4 separate regions of the Homo sapiens genome follow, and all the other regions are linked to region 1. Evidence: chromatin loops called from intact Hi-C (ENCODE). Cell type or tissue: PC-3. All regions are shown on one strand.

Region 1 (5,000 bases):
AAAGAAGAGAAATCATGGCTCATGTCAACTTTGTGATGGAAAGGCATTTCTGAAGGAATACCAGAATACAGAAATACTACATATGGATGAAATAGTAAGAGTTATTAATTCTGCCAGAATAGTTTATTAGAAGGCCATAGGCAGTGGTTAAGACCTTAATCTTGGTTTAGGCTCTTAGAATGATTTGGGGAAAATTTTTAAATGAGATATATGCCTATTAGGGTAGATGATAACTCACGATGAACACTTCACTGATGCCGCGTTGCTTTATAGGAATTTTCATAAGAAAAAGACTACAAGTTAAAACACTAAACAGTCTATAAATTGAAATGCTTTGAACTCCAATTTTTAAAGGAAAAATTAAATTTTCTTTCAAGAGCCACAGAGATTGAAATTCTAAGTATACTTTTAATTTATTATAGCTATTTTCATATTTGAAATATAATTATATAGAATATAATTGCATAGGATGTTATTTGTCTTCAAGTTTCAATAATGTGTTATTTCAATTTGCTTGCAGACTGCTTCTACTTTGTGTAACTCCTACATTATTAAGGTTTGGGTACATAAAAACTCTTAAGATTCTATAAGCTAAGAAATAGATTTGTCTTTGAACTACTGAAAATAACTTTACATTTTAAATGATCTTTCTTAGGAATGCCTGAAATAAAATAGCCATAAACCAAATTACTTTGCTGAGGTACAAGCAGATCTGATCACTTTGGGAACAATACATTCATAAAATATAAACAGATGAAGTGAGACCATATGGACACATTTTTGCAAAGTAACAAAAATGGCAATTTAGAAATTGGGAGCCCTTAAACATGAAGATAGGCACTGGATAGGCTATGTTTTGCAATAGCTACGGAATAACTTTAGGGTTATACCTGAAGGGAAAAACATGTTTCCGAAATATTTTTCTCTCCAGAAGTGATTCTAAAAAGAAAAACGATCATGCAAAGCAGAGAATTCAATGCTGAATAATCCTCTCATCCATTTAATCTCATCAACTCAGCAGTCACTCATTTCAAATTTAACAGCATAAAGTTTGCATATACAGGGGGAAATTATTCCATATATTCATAATTTAACTCTGAAAAGAATTGTAAACTGGATTATTCAACTGAAAAGGAAATTATAATTTTAAAGGTATAAAGTCATGGTTGGCTTTAAGTGTTAACAAAGAAAAATATTCTATCATTTTCAAATGTAAACGAAACAATGCTAATTCAATGGTAAAAATTAAACAAAAATATTCTATTACTTTCAAATGTAAATAAAAGCTAATGGTAATTCAGTGGTAAAAATTAAACCTAAAAATGCCTAAGTTAACAAACTTACATAAAACTGACATAATACATACTGATAGCCTGTTTAAACTAAAAGGGGGCAAAAGTACACACATTCTTGTCTCTTATGCATCAATTAATGAATATTCATAATGTGTCAATTACTCTATATTGAAGTATAAATACGGTTTGTGCCTCTGCATTCTTCTGAGAGTAGAAACTATATGAAATAGGTCAACTTTATATGTCTACTTATCCCCCTCAACCCATTCCTTGACAAAGTGCTTTGCTCAGAGTAGTCTTTAAATAAACATTTTTTAATTAATTAAAAGCAAGCTTAATCTAAGTATGGAGGCACTGTAAACATGTTTACATTTTTAGTTCATTAACTAATAAATATTTTGGGCACCTACTATGTTTTCCATGTTTGAATGTGTGATCCAGTTATGTGTGAACAGCCACATGGAGTCTGTTCAAGTTCATAGAACAGTCTTTCAAACAAACCCCTCAGTGTCAATACAACCTAAAATGATGCTTCCGATGAAATCAAAGAGAACAAATACTAAGTTATTCTGAATATATAGTTGAGGACATATAAGACTGGAAGCTTTGCTAGCAGTTCCATCTGATCATTCATCAGACTATCGGAAAATGTAGGCAGGTAGCCAAATGCATATGCTTGTTGTTAGCTACCTCTTGGCAGTCTAATTTTTTGATGTTGAGAAGGACAACTTCTTTGAGGAGTGGGCAGTACTCAAATACTGAATAAACCTGTTGGCCATACTCTGTAGTATTCTTTAATCACAGGGACGCTTGAGGTGGAGGACACCCTGCATCGTTAACAAAATGAAGGGAAATGTTAAATTCTGACCATGGTACATGCAACTTAAGAGGACTGATCTCCTGAGAGCCATTTTAGAGTTCAGAATTCTTGAATACAAGCCAAACAGTGTCACAAGGCTCTGCCATTTGTCCTCATTTTGAACCTCATTTTTATAATATTATGGAGATAAAGCTGTAAAATTTGATGATCCCTCAAAAACCACTGAGATCCAATCTTATCTTGGGTTAGATGCTGCAGTTCAGGCACTGAAAACTTCACTGTGGGTTACACGGTAACAATAACTGCCAGGATAATTCAGTTACCAATTGGAAAAATAACTAAGTTGCCAATTGGAAAAATCAGAAGTTTCAGGCATTGTACTTACAGCACAAGACTTCTAGTTAAGTGACAAACTATGCTTGTTTACAGCTGAAATAAAAATTCTCTCTTCTGCATGTGGCTGAGGTGTGTCAGAGAGGACTATTTCATTGAAAATAAGCATAGGGGCCAAACAAAAGGAAGTTACAAAGGCAGGTGTGTAACAGCTGAGTTGTTTCAGTTCCAGAGGAATAAAGTAAATAATTGTACTGGAATTTGTTCACTTCTGGGCATTTTGCCATACAGGAAGGGTGTGTAATTACTGAAGCTAAGATATCTATGTAAAAATGAAGTAACATCAATAGGACACAGTTGGGCTTCAGATTTTCTTATTTTATCTTCAAAAAATTAAGGATCTCTGGCTCTCATTTCACTCTTTGATATTTAAATATCACTTAAGTTAATAAGGACATACTGAAGATAGAATGGTTATTTTCACAAAAGCCAGAAAATATATTGAAAGTGGTATTCTCTTTAAGAGCCACACAGATGAGGAACATTGCAATTTTCACTCATCAAAGATAACAAAAGAAGCATACACTATCTAACTTGAGACCTCACCAGAGTAAAAAGAGTGCATATAAAATTAGCATATTTTACCAAATCTATTCTTTGCTTACCAGTTCATGCTATCTGGATTGGCCTCAACCTTAAATCTAGATTCTAAGCTTCTGAAATCATTAACCAAAAATATAAGAATGCGGTTTGTGGGCCAGGTGTGGTGGCTCACACCTGTAATCCCAGCACTTTGGGAGGCCAAGGTGGGCAGATCACCTGAGGTCAGGAGTTTGAGACCAGTCTGGCCAACATGGAGAAACCTCGTCTCTACTAAAAATACAAAAATTAACTGGGTGTAGTGGCAGACACCTGTAATCTCAGCTACTCTTGGGAGGCTGAGGCAGAAGAGTTGCTTGAACCCAGAAGGCGGAGGTTGCAGTGAGCCAAGATCGCACCACTGCACTCCAGCCTGGATGACAGAGCGAGAGTCTGTCTCAAAAAAAAAAAAAAAAAAAAAAAGTGGTTAGAGAGCCTGAAAAGTATGACCAAGTTCAAATAGAGATCTCAATTATTCAAGCAACTTTATGACAGAAGATGAACAACTCTAATGAATATTACATGTGCAATTCTACAAAACCAGAAATCAACTTGCAAAGATACTTGTGAAAGATACTTGCAAATCCTAGCCATGATTGGCCATATTGTTCTCTTTTAAAGAGTGTTTCTAAAACCAAGAGATCATATTGGAATCATTATAAAACTACAATGTATTCTACCACTTGATAATAATACCCTGCACATGATGCTTGGCTCACTGTTTCCTTGTGCCTGTGAGTGAGCATTCTGACCCATCTAAGTAAGTTGCAGAGGGCAGCAGCAAGGCTCTGGATAAGCAGCGAATGTCTTATCAAATTCCAATTTCTCTGCATCCAAGGGTGTGCTGTGCATTTCAATGACAAATCAATCAGTTTAATCTAAGGTTTCCACAGGAAGAGGCAGGATCCTTTGAGGGCACCACATTTTTCTTTCTTTTTTTGGAGACAGGTTCTTGCTCTGTCACCCAGGCTGGAGTGCAGTGGCATGATCACGGCTTACTGCAGCCTTGACCTCCCAGACTCAAGTGATTCTCCTGAGTAGCTGGGACCACAGGCGCACACCATCACACCTGGCCAATTTTTTGTATTTTTTGTAGAGACAGGGTTTTTGTCATGTTGCCCAGGCTGGCCTTGAACTCCTGAGCTCAAGCCATCTGCCCACCTCAGCCTCCCAAAGTGCTAGGATTACAGGCATGAACCACCATGCCCAGCGCTGTATTTATCTAGTTATTACAACTAAGAGAGTAAGCTAGGCACTAACCAGTATCAAGTTTGTCAGACATTTTTGAAAACTATTAGGAGATTCCTCCTTTCCTACATCTGTATTCATCATGGACTCCTGGATTCTTATTAGGAGTTGAGCTGAACAGTAGAATCTGCTAAAGGATGATCCTAATTACAGCCAGGTGGTGGCTGAAGTTCTGATACTTCCTGTAATTTCAGAATCACATTACTTTGTTATTCCCATGGATTGACTTTTTATTTCTCTTAAAGCATAATTCTTAACATTTCTTTAGTAGTTACCCGTATCACCTGATACACATAACACTGGTGGATATTTTGTGACATCACCAAGATAACCACATCCTTTTATTCCCTAAACTTAACTTTCGACTAAATTGGACAGACGGGAGATGAAAGTTATGACACCTATGTCATTATTTGACCATAGATATGAAATAAAATTTTATTTTGTACTATGCAAAGATTGAATTTAAATCCTTTATCAATATGGATATAGTGCAATTCAAATTGTCTTAAGAAGGTTTGGCTGAGTGACAAGTTTTCTAGGTGCTGTGAGACTCTCTTGCTCACAATGTTTCTGTGAACGTGGCTACAGGTTCTGTTATCTTAATAAAACCGCAAGTTGGTGACAAAGTAATCGACAGTAAGTATTATCTATTCATTCCCTGC
Region 2 (5,000 bases), 190 kb before region 1:
CTGGGCCAGGGTGGAGTCAGGTCAGCCTCGCAGCAGAGCAACCTGTTTGTGTTATTTCTGTTTATATAGGGCTTTTCTTCAAAGCACTCCACCTGTTTTTGCAAATAACTATTACAAGCCTTTTCTGCAGCAAGTCAAGAAGAGACAAGGCAAAACAATGGCAACAGATGTTCCCCAGCCTTAGAAACTGGTGAGTGGCCATGCTTGTCAGCTGATGCAGCTGACAGAGCCCAGATTAACAGCACAGGCCTCTGTGATCTGTCTTTGAGAAGTGACGTGGCACCTCACAGATGTTCAGTCCTCATTGTCCGTTGGCCCCACCAGCAGGGTATGAGACGATGAAACTCCTTATGTTTTAAAGAGTGGCCAGTGTCTGGCCTTTGTCCCTTCCAGGCTCCTCTCCCAAGAGCTCCACTGGGGACGGCTTTGTTGGTCTGGACCGTGAAGTTCAGCTGCCTCTGCTGGCCCTGCTCCAAGGATGAGCTTTGTTTCTCTGAGCTGGGTTCACACCATGTGAGTCCTGGGTCCAACTCCTAAGCCTGAGGTTTCCCAGCAGCCACCTTCAGATTGACTGCCCAGGTGACTGTTCTCAGGAACAAGCCTGCAGGGAAACATCTCAGCCACACTTGTGCCTGAGGTGGCCAAACAGCATCTAAAGGACTCAGAGGAAGACCAAGGGGTGGCCTAGGCTCCCCTGCCGAGCCCCCAGGCTCTTAGTGAGGGGTGGGAACCATGGGAGCTACCTCCATTCATCCATAAAGCCTGCTCAACAGCCCTTTCCTTTCCTGGGCCTGGTTAAGAACCTGCAGTGCCTCTCACTTTGCCTCCCAGCCAGGCCACTGGGTTCCTTCCCAGTGCCTGCCTGCTCTGTACTTGGACCAGGGCACAGCTCAACCTGAGTCTCCTACCTGGGTGGTGGCACCTATCTCAGCATATGGCCCTGCAGAATGAGGCTGAGAAGCTACCTAGTGGGCAGTCTGAATTCAACTAGTAAAGATCAGTTGAGTTCTCATGTGGACTCAAGTATTCACTTCTTTGGGCAGTTCTCAGAAAACCAGAGTCTAGACAGAGACTGGCCAGTTTTTGTTTGCCTTTGGCTAGAACCCACTAGGCTTGTACTAAATGACCATCTGGCTGCATACACATAAGGGTCAGGTAATTCCTGTAAATCCACGGTCTTCAAGCACAGAGGTGCATCAGATTCAGGCGGAGAAGACTGGGCTCCGCCTGCAGGGATTTGGGTGCTATGAGTCTGGGATGGGTTCACTGCATGTTTCTGCACCCCCACACCCCAAGGCCTTTAATTTCATAGACATAAAGAAAAGTCCTGCAGATATAAGGAAATGAGAGGTGATCTCAGTTGATGGGGGAGACAGTGGCCCATCAGCTACTAGGTTTCAGCTGAAGATCAGTACAGATCCCATGTTGCAGAGAAGAACAGAGCCAGTGAGCAGAGCTTCTCCCTGGCTTCTCCATTCTCTTCTTCACAGGAGGGGACAGGAATCCCCTCATAATTTGTCCCTATGACAGCCGAGTTGTCACCACTTGGGGAGCAAGGCAACCCCTGATGTCATCAGGTGCAACACATAGCCAAGTGAGCCCAGCGCTGGCCAGGCATTGGTTATGCACTGCACACACCCAGCTCTTTGTCTGGCTCACTCCTAGCCAGACTGCAGAGGCATTTGATAAGTGGCAGCCATTCAAAGCCAGAGGGACTCTACCCTGTTAAAGGGATGCCACTCTCAGTCCTGATGGAGACAGCGAAAGGGTGGATGTCTTTGGGAACAGCCTGCTATAGCAGGAAGCAAGCTGTGCATTTGTTAAAGGATCACATTTCGCCCTTGGGTTAACTGGCTCGGAGCAAGCAGTATCATCTCTGCTCTGGGAGGTTGTTTGCATAGGCTTTCTCCGCAGCTCTACCGGGCCATGGGCGGCCATAATATTACTGTCAGCAGTAACAGCTGGCACTTTCCAGGTACTCAGGAAACTTATTAATCCCCATTATGACTTTATCAGGTGGGCACTAAAATTACCCCCCGCCCTTTAGAGATAACTGAGGCGCAGAGAGGTTAATGACTTGTCTGAGAGCCCGTGCCAAGGGAGTATCAGCTCTGGACAGTGAACCCAGGCAGTCTTGCCTCTGGAGTTCTCCACGGCTTGGACAGGAGAACAGGGCACCAAGTGAGTCTCAAGTCTGCCAGGCCAGTGCTCAGGGACCCATCCATTGGAGGGAGTGGTGAGGTGGGTACCATTTGCCTCGTGGGATGGAGCAGCTGGTGTAGTCTGGGCACTTCAGGTCAAGGGTTTTGTGACTAATGCCACAGATATGTGATTGGGTGACTTTTTTTTTTCCTTTTCATTAAACAAATTGTAAGATTAGTGACTGGGGCATTCCATAAACGCACATCAGAGTGTTCCAGAGAGGTGTGGCTGCTAGGGCAGAGAGAGAAGGCAAACACCAGCCACCTGAAGGGCTGGGGGAACTCCAGCTTCTGCTTTCCAAAGACACAGCTTCCAAGAACAGCAAAGAGAAGCCAAACCAAGCTCCAAGGAGCATGCCCTGACAGCCGGCTGCAGATCCCGTCCAGGGTGGCTGGGCTGTTGCGGTCCTAGAGGATCTGTGGGTCCCTCTCTCCCTCAGCCAGGTGTCTGGACACCTGAGCAGCAGTCCCCCTCCAGGGTCCCTTCCCTGCCAGGCATCAGAGCCACAGGGGAGACCCACATGGAGACTGCCTGGTGCAATTGCAGCTGACAGCATCTCCATAACTCACGAGCATGCTCTCACTGTGAGGAAAGCCACCTGCCCTCTCTTCCTGTGTGTGTCCGTCCAGGAGAGCTCTCCCTTGCAGACACCTTTAGGGGAGGGAATCAATGGAATGGGACTTGTTGTTAGCAGTCACCGCCCCTGCTGGAGCCAGTGGGCATATGGGAGATGTCGGATGGTTCTGTTCAAACAAAAGAGCACAAGCTGTGGGTGGAGGCAGAGGGCAGCTAGCGAGGACAGAGGAGGCTGGCGGGTGAGAGGGTGTTTAGAGTGGCGACTGAGGCTAGCTCCCTCTTGAGGTTGGTGGTGGAGAGTGCAACTGCTCCCTCAGTGGCTGTGGCAAAGTTGGTTAGTTTTCGTAAAAACCAAGGAAGTTTGCCCACTTGTCAGGGATGCCTTTTTGTTTTGTTTTGTTACTGATGTCATAGATAAGCAGGCCCCGTCCACATGGGGCATGTCTCTATGCCTGCAATACTTTTCATTTTAGAAGATGAACATCAAGACTTGTGAAATTTTGATGAAGAGAGGGCATACTGTCGTGAGCCGGATGTGAGCCCTGGGGCCAGCCTGCACTGGCTGTTTACATTTGGGCAAGGCTGTGACAAACAGAAAGGTGCTTGGCTATGAGTCACCAGGGAGCTTCCAGAGCTCCTTGGGGAGCTTGGATCTTGTCACACTGCCTTCTCTGAGGGGCTGGGGAGAGAAGCGGAAGCCAGTGATAGGATTCAGAGCTGGAACCAGAGATAGCAGGTCAGGGCGGTAGGTTTGGTACTGAGGGGAGAAGGTTCATTTGGGACAAATTCACTGAGGCCTTGGGCAGAGTGATAGTGCATTTTTATAGGGCATCAACCCCTCACCTGTGATGGGAGGGCAGAGGTTGGCATGCAATGGCACTTATACAAGGGTAGATTCCCTCCTTTCTGGATGACTGTGAGGTGCACCTAGACTGTGGGTTATGGGAGATCCTGCCAGCCCTGGAGTGCCTGGGGCCACTGGGGCAGGGCCACAATGCTTTCCCTGTGGGCGCCCTGGGCTTGGTGACCTCCAGAGTCAATGTTAGTCAGGCCATTGTTGGGCCAGTTGTGTTTGTTAAAGCTCTTTAAAACAACATGCACAATCACAGGCCTGTCCCACAACTGGATTCATGACTCTGAAAGGGTTTCTTGTCCAGGCAGAACCCCCTAGAAGGCTGGGGGCAGGGACGGGGCCGCCCCTTGCTTTCCCCAGTCTGGCTGCCAGCCCCGCGACTGCAGCTGGCACTGGCTGTGAGGCTGGGCCTGTGAGAGGCTCCGAGCAGCGGAACAACACAGTCCTTGAAGCCCATCGAGACTCAAGTTGGCTGTGGGGGTGGAGGACAAATGGGGAATTATCCTGAGGCTTCCCTGCCCTCTGCTTTGCCAAGGGTTCATAGTGGACTTGCTGGGAGGCACAAGGGCAGGGGCTAGGAGAGTCCAGCTGTTACAAACCCAGGGGCTCCTCTGCCTAGAAACCCCTTTCTAACCAGGCCAGCACAACCAGCTGCAGACAATAGTGGCAAAGCAGCCAGCATCCCTGCTTGGGCACTCCTCACCATGCAAGGGAGGGAGGAGCTGTGCTGGGGCAGGCCCTGCTCTCCACACCTGGGCAGGCAGGGCTGGGGATATTAATATGAGTTATCTGAGTGTTTTCATGCCAAATGCTGTGCTCAGCACTGTGCTTATCTTACAAAAATTAACCCACGAGATAGACGCAGCCAGTATAGCAAGGCGGTGTCCAGGGTCGCATGGCCAGTAAGTGCAGGGCCAGGATGTGATCCCAGCTCTGTCCAACTCGCATGGGAGCTCTTCACCAAGACAGGACTTGCAGGACTCAGAAGATGGACGCACTGTGTAACTGTGAGCCCACTGCTTCACCTCTCTGAGCTGCAGGTACCTTACATGTGAAGAGGGGCTAATATGACCCCCTTCTGGGGCTGGGGTGGGGGTTAGCTAAGATGAAGTATGAAGAGTGCCTGCTCTGCTAGGCACACTGTAGGAGTTAACTTGACTCTTTGTCCTCTTCAGACCTGGAGTGCTCTCATCGAGGCCCAAGCCAGGCATGAGGGGGGTTGGAGTCACTTCCTGCTTCCCTTTCTGCCTCAGAGCATGTGACACTGTGTGTGCTTGGGTACCCATCATGTCTGTGAGGCTGGGCAGTGACCTTGACACAACCACTGCACCCCCAGCTACTCCCTTCCCTGACAGGTGGCTTCATCTTG
Region 3 (5,000 bases), 61 kb before region 1:
GACAAAACAGCACAACTGTATGATATTCACAGTACTTACATGATGTACTACAGTTTTTTCGTGATAATATGAAAACCACATACGTATCATATATATGAAAAAGAACCAAAAAGGCTGTTAAACAGTTTATTTTATGTATTTTCAAAAGCAGCAATTAGAACAGAGACAAAAATTACTGAGGCCACTTTTGAATTGAATATTGCCTTATAAAATTTAAAACGCAGAACTTCATATCAAAAATATAAGGTCCTATAAGCCAGGATAAAGTGACAGCTATGTATTTTCCTTGGTTATTAGAGGGTGCATTTAAAAAATTTGTGAATAAAAACATATCAGTGCCTCCCTGCTTGCCACCTCTCTTGCCCCAATCAATACAGGAAACCATGGTGTTACAGGGACAGTGTAGCAGAATACAGGAACAACAGAATGGATTATTAAGCATTTATTAAATGCTAGATTAAGCATTTCACATATGATCTCCTTTATGTTATTTATCACAATCTTGTGAATAGGTACACCCTTATTGTTATCTTACAGACAAAGAAACACATGCTGGTAACTCGAAGAGCTGGAACCACACCCAGGACTCCTGGTCAGATTCCAAACTCGTGCACCTTATCACTGTGCTACCTGGCAGAACAGCTTGTGATCCCATTTTTGCATTAAACACATACAGACACATAGACAATATGACTAGAAGTCTAGAAAAATAAAAATGAATGTGCTAGCAGTTATATCCCTGAGTACAGCCATTACATGTTTTTCTTTTTAATCATTTATACCTTTTTTCCTTTTAAAAAACCAGAAAAAGGACATATATTCATGGTATTTTTTTGAGTGCTTATTAAATTTATAGAAAAAGGAGTGTGACTCTGGGCTTAAGGAAACATTCTGCCAAATAAAGCACTTGGAGTGGGGGAAGAACCGTCCTTTTAGTGCTATATTTCTGAGATTTTAAGTTCTTATTACCCCCTTGATACTTTCCCCAAGTCATTATGTGGTTATGAAACTTGCTGGTTGAAAACCCTAGATTCCATAGAAACTCCCTGAACTTCAATTTTGTGTGTGATTTGCCTTTTCTCCATCACAGGTGCAGTAGTTCACATTCCAGGACCACTGAACGAATTGCAAGCAGGGTGACCTTCTCCCAGCAAGTGGAGTCAATCAGTTAATGCTAATCTCCTCCAGGGCTCTGTGATGTTCCTTTATCTGAAACACTCTTAGCTGATTTCAAAATGGACTGATAGGAAAAAGTGAAAACTTGGTCAAATATCAGTAATGAGACATTTGTCTTGCTCCTAAGGGTAGGCCATCACTGTCTTGTGACTCCAAAAGTGGTTCTGCACACTGAATTTCAATTTCTCCTCAATCTGTTTTTGTTATTTAATTCTATTATCTAAATTAGTTTCTAAGCACTGAGATTGGTATTACCCAACTCTGTTTCCTCAAAAGGATCATATTTTATGTCAATATTAAAATACATGGTAAATCAAACTGCCATCCGGAAATGTTTAGTATACCTCAAGTTTCTCGGGAATATTAAGAAAGTTTTATCTTCTGAGTTTGAAACTTATATCAACTTTAATGAAATACAAGACTTTTTATCCTCAAAACTGTAGGTCACAGAATATAATTCCAGCTAATTGCTCAAATGGGGCAAGGGCTGTGGTTGTTTTGCTCATCTCTTTATACCAAGTGCCTAGCATTTGCCAGGCACACAGCAGATGCTTAATTAAATTGTGAAAAAATCAAGTTCTTTAATGTTTTGAAAGGTCAGATTATACAAATTACCAGGTATTACCTAGTATAAGCAGGTCAACTTATTCTCCCCGAGTCTAGGTAGGAAGCTCCAGCAACCTCGTTGTGTAACAATCAAGCAAACAGCATTTTTGCTGCTGAAAGGACCTTTGGTTACCAAAATATAATAGGTATTCCTAGGTGAAGGCAATGGGAAGCCTCAATAATATTCCCTCCTCCATTTAAGGTACCATATATAAATCATTAGAAAAACAAGCTAATAATGAAATTAAAAATAAATAAATAGTTCCATGGTATACTCTGAAGATCATCTATTCAGCCCAACTACTTTCACAGAAACTTCTATAATTCTGAGAAATAACTGGTCATTACATGTTATTCATAACAGCCTATTTTCTTTTTGAATTACTCACTTCAAATGACTCTCAAATTGTTCACTACTTTGGGACTCAGGGATTGGACAACAAAACAGATGGAATTTTGAAATGCTGTTTTAAACCACCAAAGGCAATTGTTCTAATAAACCCATGTTTATTACAACAATCACAGGCAGCTTCATGTTAGAAACATAGGCTTATTTCCTCCTTCTCTCCCTCCAACCATCTATTCCTAGAAACACTTCCTCAACTTTTATTGAATGGCTACAATGTGTCTGTAGGCACTGTGCCCACAAATGACTCCATCCCGGTTCCCTTTCACTTCTCTTCTGAAGATGCCAAGCAGCTTGCGTTCTAGGAGCTTCCACTGGAATGTGAAACACATTTTAAAATACACACAGGAACTGAGTCACCCATGATAACTTTGTTTCAATGGGAAGATATATTCATAATTTAATACGTTAATAACTTAATCATTTAGAATGAAATCCACTAATAACCTTGGGGCTGTCCAGTCAGATGGTGAACATCAATCAAAAGCAAATTTATTACCAAATTAACAAAACAGTTCATTTTAATACGAAAAATCAGTTTTGTTTACAGGAAGACAATGTGCCTTCATCATAATATTACATGAAAATATGTTGTAGATCACTATAAAATTCTACATACTCCTGAAATTAATTTTTTTCATTCAGATGCAAATGGAGGCAAAAATATCTTTGTTGGACATTGACAGCTGTGCAATATCTTTGAAAACTCTCCTTATTTTGCTGTTTCCCATATTAGGAGTCAGAAAATTACCTGCTCATAATCCCCTCCAGCCAGAGGGCAGGCCAGTGAGTGAAGTTCACAAGAAGCCACATGTGGAGATAGGGTGATCCTGAGCATTTGTGGTGGATACAGTGGTGGCAGTAGGCACTGCTCCTTGAAACCCAGATTCAGATTCTGGCTCCCTGGCCTTCCTAGAGACTCCATGAGTTGATATCCAATAGCTCCTAAAAAGTTGCTTTTCTGCTTACATAAGCCAGAGAAGATTCTATTGTTTGCAACCAAAAATCCTGACTGATGTTATCCTAAAACTAACAAAGACAAAGTAGCCCTCTGAAAAGGGCCCAAGACTCATAACTGTAGACTATTTCCAACTGCATACTGGATATGTAACACAGCTCAGATTCAACGTATTGAAATTATTTCCCTCTAAACTGACTCCTGTTTAGTGATTCCCACCTTCAGTCACTCAAACTGAAGAGCAGGGAGTAATTTTACTATTTGTTCTTCCCACTAGTGTGTAACCTCCATGAGGGTATGGCAGGTGGCCTTGTTTACAGACAATGGCCAGAGCCTAAGGCAGTATCTGACACATGGCTATCACTCATTTTGAATTCATCTCTACTACCACTGACACTGTTCTGGCCTTTATCCTCTTATCCTCTTTTGGCTGGGTCATTCTTTCAGTCTCTCTCCTAACTGGTCTTCCTGGCTTTCATTTCTCATCCTGCCAGGCTCTCTTCCACGCTGCTACTACTGCGATTTTTTTCAAACACTCACCTCTGATGTCATTCTTCTGCTGCTAATGCACAACAGATCCATACAGGATAAAATGCAAACATCTCAGATGGCACAGAAGGCCCTGCACCACCTGGCTCCTCCTAGTGTGCCCTTTCCCACACAAACCTACATCTGAAGCATTTCTAACTGCTTGCAGTTGCCTCACACACCATACTGTTTCACACTTCCACTGCTATTTTTAGGGTAGAACATGCAGGAATAGAGTCTGGAAATTCTTTCAGAATTACTCAAATTCTAGAATGGCACATGCAGGTACCATATAACTTGTTTATATACCCATGAAACAGAATGCTCTAAAGTTTACCTTCACTTTGTATCACGTTCTATAATAACAGGAATATTTTTATTTTTTTTGAGTTGGAGTCTTGCTCTCGCCCAGGCTGGAGTGCAGTGGCGCGATCTCGCCTCACTGCAAGCTCCGCCTCCCAGGTTCACACCATTCTCCTCCCTCAGCCTCCCAAGTAGCTGGGACTACAGGTGCCCGCTACCATGCCCGGCTAATTTTTTGTATTTTTTTAGTAGAGACGGGGTTTCACCGTGTTAGCCAGGATGGTCTCGATCTCGTGACCTCGTGATCCGCCCGCCTCAGCCTCCCAAAGTGCTAGGATTACAGGCGTGAGCCACCACGCCCGGCAATAACAGGAATATTTTTAAAAAATGTTTTACTTAAGTTGGTACCCAATTTTCTCCTGGTTCCTCTGTCTGATGTGAGCAAGCCTGCTTTAGTGGATACCAGTAGGTAAACGCTAGGAGAGGGGACAGTAGAGAACTGGATGGAGCCACATGGTAATTCTGCCATGCCATTTCCCTCACCTTCTTTCAGGTAGGGCTCATTTTATCACAAGTATACACAAGCTACTGTTACTAGTCTCTTAGCAAGACATACTGAATTAGGACAAGATCCAAGGGTTACTCCTTTCTGAAAAAGAAACAGTTCTTAGCCTGAAATCAGAATACGGTCAAATTGCAAAATTTACTGCTTTATTTAAAAAAATCAGGCTTGACACAGCGGCTCACGCCTATAATCCACCACTCTGGGAGGCTAAGGTGGGAGGATTGCTTAGCCCAGATGTTTGAGACCAGCCGGGGCAACAAAGTGAGACCCTATCTCTACAAAAAAGTTTAAAAAAAAAATTGCCGGGCATGGTGACATGTGCCTTTAGTCTCAGCTACTTGGGAGGCTGAGGTGAGAAGATTGCCTGAGCCTGAGAGCAAGGCTCAAGGCAAGCAAGGCTGCAGTGAGCTGTGATCATGCCACCACACTCCAGCCTGGGCAACAGAGTGAGACCCTGT
Region 4 (5,000 bases), 210 kb before region 1:
TGTCTTGAAGCAGGGTAGCTTTTTAAAGTAGCCATCCCAGAAGCTACACCTGACAACTTCTGCTTCATTGAGCGTACCTAGCTGAAAGGCAGGCTGAGAAATACAGACTTGGCTTCCTGGAATAAACTGAGATTCTCTTGGAAGGGTTGCCAGAGACAATGAACATGGAGGTGGGGCAGCCTGTCCTCTTTTCCACATATGTTGAGGCAGTAAAGCCTCATGGTTAACCGTGGAGCCTCTAATGCCAGATTACTTGAGTAAGCATCTGGGCTCTATCACCTACTAACTGTGTGATCAATGACAAGACACCTAACATTTCTAAGACACAGTTTCCTCATCTGTGAAATAAAGAAAGTAATCAAGACTCCCGCAAAGGCTTGTGAGAGTCTGATAATGATGTAGATGCAGAGTGCTTAGCACAGTGTTTGGCACCCAGAAAGCAGCTCAAAGTGACAGCTATTACTAGGATTCTGATTTAAAGGGCTTGGGAAGCAAAGTTTCAATAACGTTTATAACATATGATAAAAATTAAATCCCATTCAAACAAACATGTCATCCAAAAAGTATGATGGAGGGGTTCCCAAATCTGGATTGGTGACTCCTTTTAAGTGCAGTTTCCATAGGACTAAATGATTTGAGGTTCCTTGCATTCCCGTATGGGGGGTGTGAACAGTTTGAGAGACTCTCTGTGAACTTCGGGGACATGGGTCTTTCCTGACCCAATTGCTGCCAACCTGGTGAAGATGGAAGGAAAGATGCTGCCCTGACCACACTCAAGCGGGCCAGGCCACCACAGAAGCTCTGCGGCTGGACGTTCTGCTCTCAGACTTGCCCTGTACCCACTCCAGGAGTAAGCCTCTGCTGGTTCCATTTTTTTCTGAGCTTCAGACCATTCTGCTTAGATCATCAGCCTCCTTTACCTCTCTGGAAAGCTCTTTGTATCCACGTTTTGGTGGTCCTGGTTTCTCCTGGGTTCAGGGACCCACCCATTTTAGTCTGCACTTCCCAAAGTGTGTCCTTAGGAACATTAATCTCAAACACGATTCCATTATCAACTATGTGTGGGAAGCACTGTATACTCTAGTCTCACTCTGGGAAGTCAAAATGCACATTAGCATATTAAAGGATCTGAGAAGTCCTGCAAAGAAATACTATTAATCAACCCAATGTTTCCTACTTACGGACTGAGAAAGCTTGGCTTAGAGGTCAGCTTTAGGAGGGTGTGTCCTGAACATCTCAAATTTCCTATAATTCCTAGTCAAATATGCTTTTCTCTCATATGCAGTTTTCTTGTTCCTGGTGGGAGTGGGTGGGGGCAGGGAACTCCTACTGAGTCCCTCTTTTCAGCCAAGGAGATATCTAAGGTTTAAATCCCATTTGCAGATCTGAGATGATCATTATTTTCTTGAAACCAATAAATGATGCATCTTTTCTGGGTGTCTCTTATAAACTCTTCCTACTTTTTTATATTCTCTGCTTATTATAAGAAATGAGATCACGGTTATGAAAGCTGCTTTATCAACCTTTAAATGCTGTATAAATGTTAATTGTCACTGTTACAATGACTCACTCTGGTGCTCCAATCCCTTTCTCCCTGGGATGCAGCATTTACAGAATTGTAGTTTCATAATATAAAAATAATTGAAACCTACACAAATAGTAATAGCCATTTATATTACAAAAGGGTCCGTTCTGTTAGTGTAATAAGAAAATGACTGTAAAGTACATCATCAGTTCTCTGTCAAATGCAGGAAGAAAGAAGTGTAGACATCACTCCCCCTTGAATCCTGAGGTTATATCCAGACACGCAAATCCAGAAACTTCCACGCCGACACGTCCAGACACTCAGAGCTGCCTCCTGCCTGCCCTCAAACCTCCAGGGTCAGATCCTCTAGTTACCCGCAGCTCTGCAGTGGAGCTTTCTTCAGATCACTTCAAAATGGAGATAGTAAACACCAGCTGAGGCTTGATTTGCCCAAGCTCCCAAACAATGGACTCTTCCTTGTTTGTTTTGAGAAGTTTGAACTTGGCTCTGCCTTTCCTGTAGACCGCAGCAGTTTTCACAGACACAGCCATACAAATATTGTATGATTCCACTTATAGGGGGTACCCAGAATAGGCAAAGTCACAGAGACAGAAAGTAGGGTAGAGGTTACCAGAAGCTGAGGGGAAGGAAGAAGGAGGAGTTATTGTTTAATGGGCATGGAGTTTTTGTTTGGAATGATGAAAATGTACTGGAAATGGATGGGGGTGACAGTTGCACAGCACTGAATCATTCAATTAAAAAAAAAGCTAAAGGGTAAATGTTATGTTATATATATATATATTTTGCCACAATAAACCAGAGCAAACAATGACAACAATAACATATTTGATATCAATTCCCCCAAAATGGTGTCATCCCCTGGGGACAGCTCCTAATCTGTGTTGTGTGGCAGCGACATGGTCATGGGAGGGAGGGTGAAGTGGACAGGATCTCCAGTCCTGGGAGAATGAGCCCCATATGGGAAGACCCAGCCAGGAGTGCCCGTCAGGCAGCTGCAAGCATCTCCTAGCACTGAGAGCTCGCGTGGGTTTGGACATCAGCAGGAAGGCTCAGCTCATCTTTCCTAGGTACCTTTCTTACTTCTGAAGACAAACCGAAAAGTTTTTTTCTTTTGACAGAGGCTAGAAAGTGTTAGAAAGCTGTCCTGGTTGAGCAGGTCTGCTTCAGTCTAAGGACTCCGTGAGAGGTGCGTGGGATCACAGAAAGCCAACTTTGAGAAAGTAGAAGCACAGTGGAGTCTACTCAGGAAACACAGCATTTCTGGGGTCTTTCTGTTGGTGAGGGAAGGAGACAGGTTGCTTACTGGAAAGAGTTTAAGACAGCGGCCTCTAGGTGGTGCACAGACCGTGATAAATACCTGAGAAGAGGATGAGATTTTTGTCAGTGAATCAAGCTTCATGGCTCAGTTCAGAAGCAGGGGATTTTTGTAAGGATGCTACTCCCTGCCCCAGCTGAAGGCAAGCCCTAAATATGAACCTCCTGGAGTCGATTTAAAGATGGCAGAGCTTTGATCATCTTGATGACAATGGGGGGAAGGCATCACAGCTCCCTGAGGATGCCGCGGAGCCATCAGCTGTGGCCTTTCCCGCCAGGAGGGAGGTGAAGTGCGCCAATGGAAACATTCAGTGCTCGGAGAAGAAAAGGCCTATTGTTACTCCCGGGAGGGTGTCAGTGGGGGCGCTGGCTGAACGCAGTGGTGGAAGGGGTGATCTCTCAGCCGTCAGGAGAGAATGCATTCAGGCCCTCAGCTCTAGGAGTGTGTTTTTCCCCCCTCCTCTTTTCAAGCCTGTATCATCTCAGCAAGTGCCTCAAGTGAGCAGCAGACAGGACAGAGGCCAGCCACTGGGGAGGCAGGGCTGGAGGAGCAGGCAGCTCCTCTCACCCTCCCAGGGCCATTCTCATGCAACACACAACCAACACGCACACATGCAAAGCCCTGTGAGGACAGACTGACATGGCCTGGAGAGTGCGGCAATCCATTGCTGCAGAGAGTGGAGCAGGCGGCGCTCACTCTCAGTGCCCAGGTTAGTTCTGTTTTTCTCCATTACACCACAAGGGCTCAGTCACTTCACCTATGCTGAGCAGGTCTATTCATGATTCTGTGCAAACTGGGAGCACTTAGCTAGTTGGTGACATGCATTTACGGGAGGCCCTCCAAGGGCCCCATGCTTGACTCAAGGCAGTGGTGAGGTGCAGAGGAAGCAGAAACTTCTGTCTCAGGCTTCAGGAGGGTACAGTCTGGAGCTACACTACCCATTATGGTAGCCACTGGCCATATGTGGCTATTTAAATTAAAAGTAGCTAAAACAAAAAATTCAACTCCTAAGTTGAACTAGCCATGTTTCAAGTGCTCAGTAGCCACATTTGGCCAGTGGCTACCATACTGGACAGCACAAAAACCATTTCCATCCTTGCAGAAAGTTCTGCTGGACAGTATTGTGGCATTTTGGGCATCTATGGGAACGATATAAGGCCACTTACAAAGGTGGAAATTAAGAGCAAATCAATGGGGGGAAATTAAGGCTCAGACGAATTGTGTCTTCCAGCCAGTAAGTGGTCTTCTGATTTCTACTCCAGAGTTTAGAAGCATCCTGAGGATGGTCTTGACCCTAATACATGAAATGTTTGCATTTGGGGTGGGGAGTGGGGTTGAGCACTAGTGTGGTGGTGGTGGGTTAGCTATTGGAATAGATTTCAAGGTAACTAGAAGCACGCTCTCTAAGCTGTAGCCCCCCAGATATGTGAGTGATTCATTTCTGGTTTCACTTCATCTGTGGTATTCTTCCCCACCTTCTGCCTTCCTCTCTCTTACTGTATTTACTCTCTCTTACTCCCTCTTATTGTATTTACTATGTGTCAGGGGCTGGGCTAAGTGCTTTCACACATCTCATTTAATTCCCACCACCTTCTGTGAATTGGAATTGCTGCCTATCTAAGCAAGAGATCCATTTCCTCTCCCCAAATATGACTCCTGCTCTCCCCAGCCCTTGGCTGTCCCAGTAAGAGGACTGCACTCCCAGCTCCAAGGGAGGGCTTCACTGATCCAAAAGGAGTCTTTTGTGATCAACAGGCTGAGGAACACAGCTCAAGGCCAATCTCCTTGCCACAACAATTTGTTGAGAAATGAGGTGTGACTTCTTTGGGCCAATAGGAAACAAGAGGAAGTTAGCTAAGTGCTTCTGGGAAAGAAGTTTGCTTTATCTTAAAAGAGAGTTACTAGAGATGTGTCTTTCCACTGACTTCCTAGTGTATGGATATAAGACCTCATCCATTTCTGTGCTGCTCAATACATAGCAGAGAGAAGAGCCAAGAACTCGCAGAGAAAGGGTGCGGGAGGGCCTGGAAGGGGCTATGGCTGGTGCTCTGGGCTCAGTGATGCCAGCCAGTCAACCCCTTTGTTGTTTCAGCATTTAGCCTTAGGCTTTCTGGGATTGCAGCCCACAAAACACCAAAT

What was found. A loop is a pair of places that touch in the nucleus more often than their neighbours do. Peaks named below come from ENCODE experiments on the same cell type or tissue, not always from the same donor. Only the 100,000 strongest peaks of a DNase experiment are listed, where the experiment ranks them.
Region 2: a loop joins it to region 1, with 13 times the contacts of the local background. A loop is called at or near these places in 4 of 110 quality-filtered maps.
Region 3: a loop joins it to region 1, with 4 times the contacts of the local background. A loop is called at or near these places in 3 of 110 quality-filtered maps.
Region 4: it touches region 1 in a loop (5-fold over the local background); 6 of 110 quality-filtered maps call a loop at or near these places.

Annotation. Positions count from the first base shown.
Region 1 is chr2:158,537,045-158,542,044 of GRCh38, reverse strand. The region is part of intron 2 of PKP4 (plakophilin 4); the gene reads right to left. Among named protein-coding and RNA genes, the nearest start is that of PKP4, 83 kb to the right of the region's middle. In PC-3, no CTCF peak of the experiment used is centred here; a DNase peak (open chromatin) is centred at 2,714; H3K27ac peaks cover 900 bases.
Region 2 is chr2:158,722,435-158,727,434 of GRCh38, reverse strand. All of the region lies in intron 1 of PKP4-AS1 (PKP4 antisense RNA 1), which reads left to right. Among named protein-coding and RNA genes, the nearest start is that of PKP4-AS1, 10 kb to the left of the region's middle. RefSeq lists enhancers at 2,185-2,684, 3,521-4,026. In PC-3, CTCF peaks have their summits at 2,877 and 3,076 (motif pointing left); DNase peaks (open chromatin) are centred at 1,844, 2,374 and 3,364; H3K4me3 peaks cover 1,503 bases; H3K27ac peaks cover 3,697 bases.
Region 3 is chr2:158,597,828-158,602,827 of GRCh38, reverse strand. All of the region lies in intron 3 of PKP4 (plakophilin 4), which reads right to left. Among named protein-coding and RNA genes, the nearest start is that of PKP4-AS1, 130 kb to the left of the region's middle. In PC-3, no CTCF peak of the experiment used is centred here; a DNase peak (open chromatin) is centred at 2,447; H3K4me3 peaks cover 432 bases; H3K27ac peaks cover 1,957 bases.
Region 4 is chr2:158,743,691-158,748,690 of GRCh38, reverse strand. No RefSeq gene overlaps it. Among named protein-coding and RNA genes, the nearest start is that of PKP4-AS1, 11 kb to the right of the region's middle. RefSeq lists enhancers at 2,882-3,382, 3,383-3,883. In PC-3, CTCF peaks have their summits at 2,656 and 2,855 (motif pointing right); a DNase peak (open chromatin) is centred at 2,880.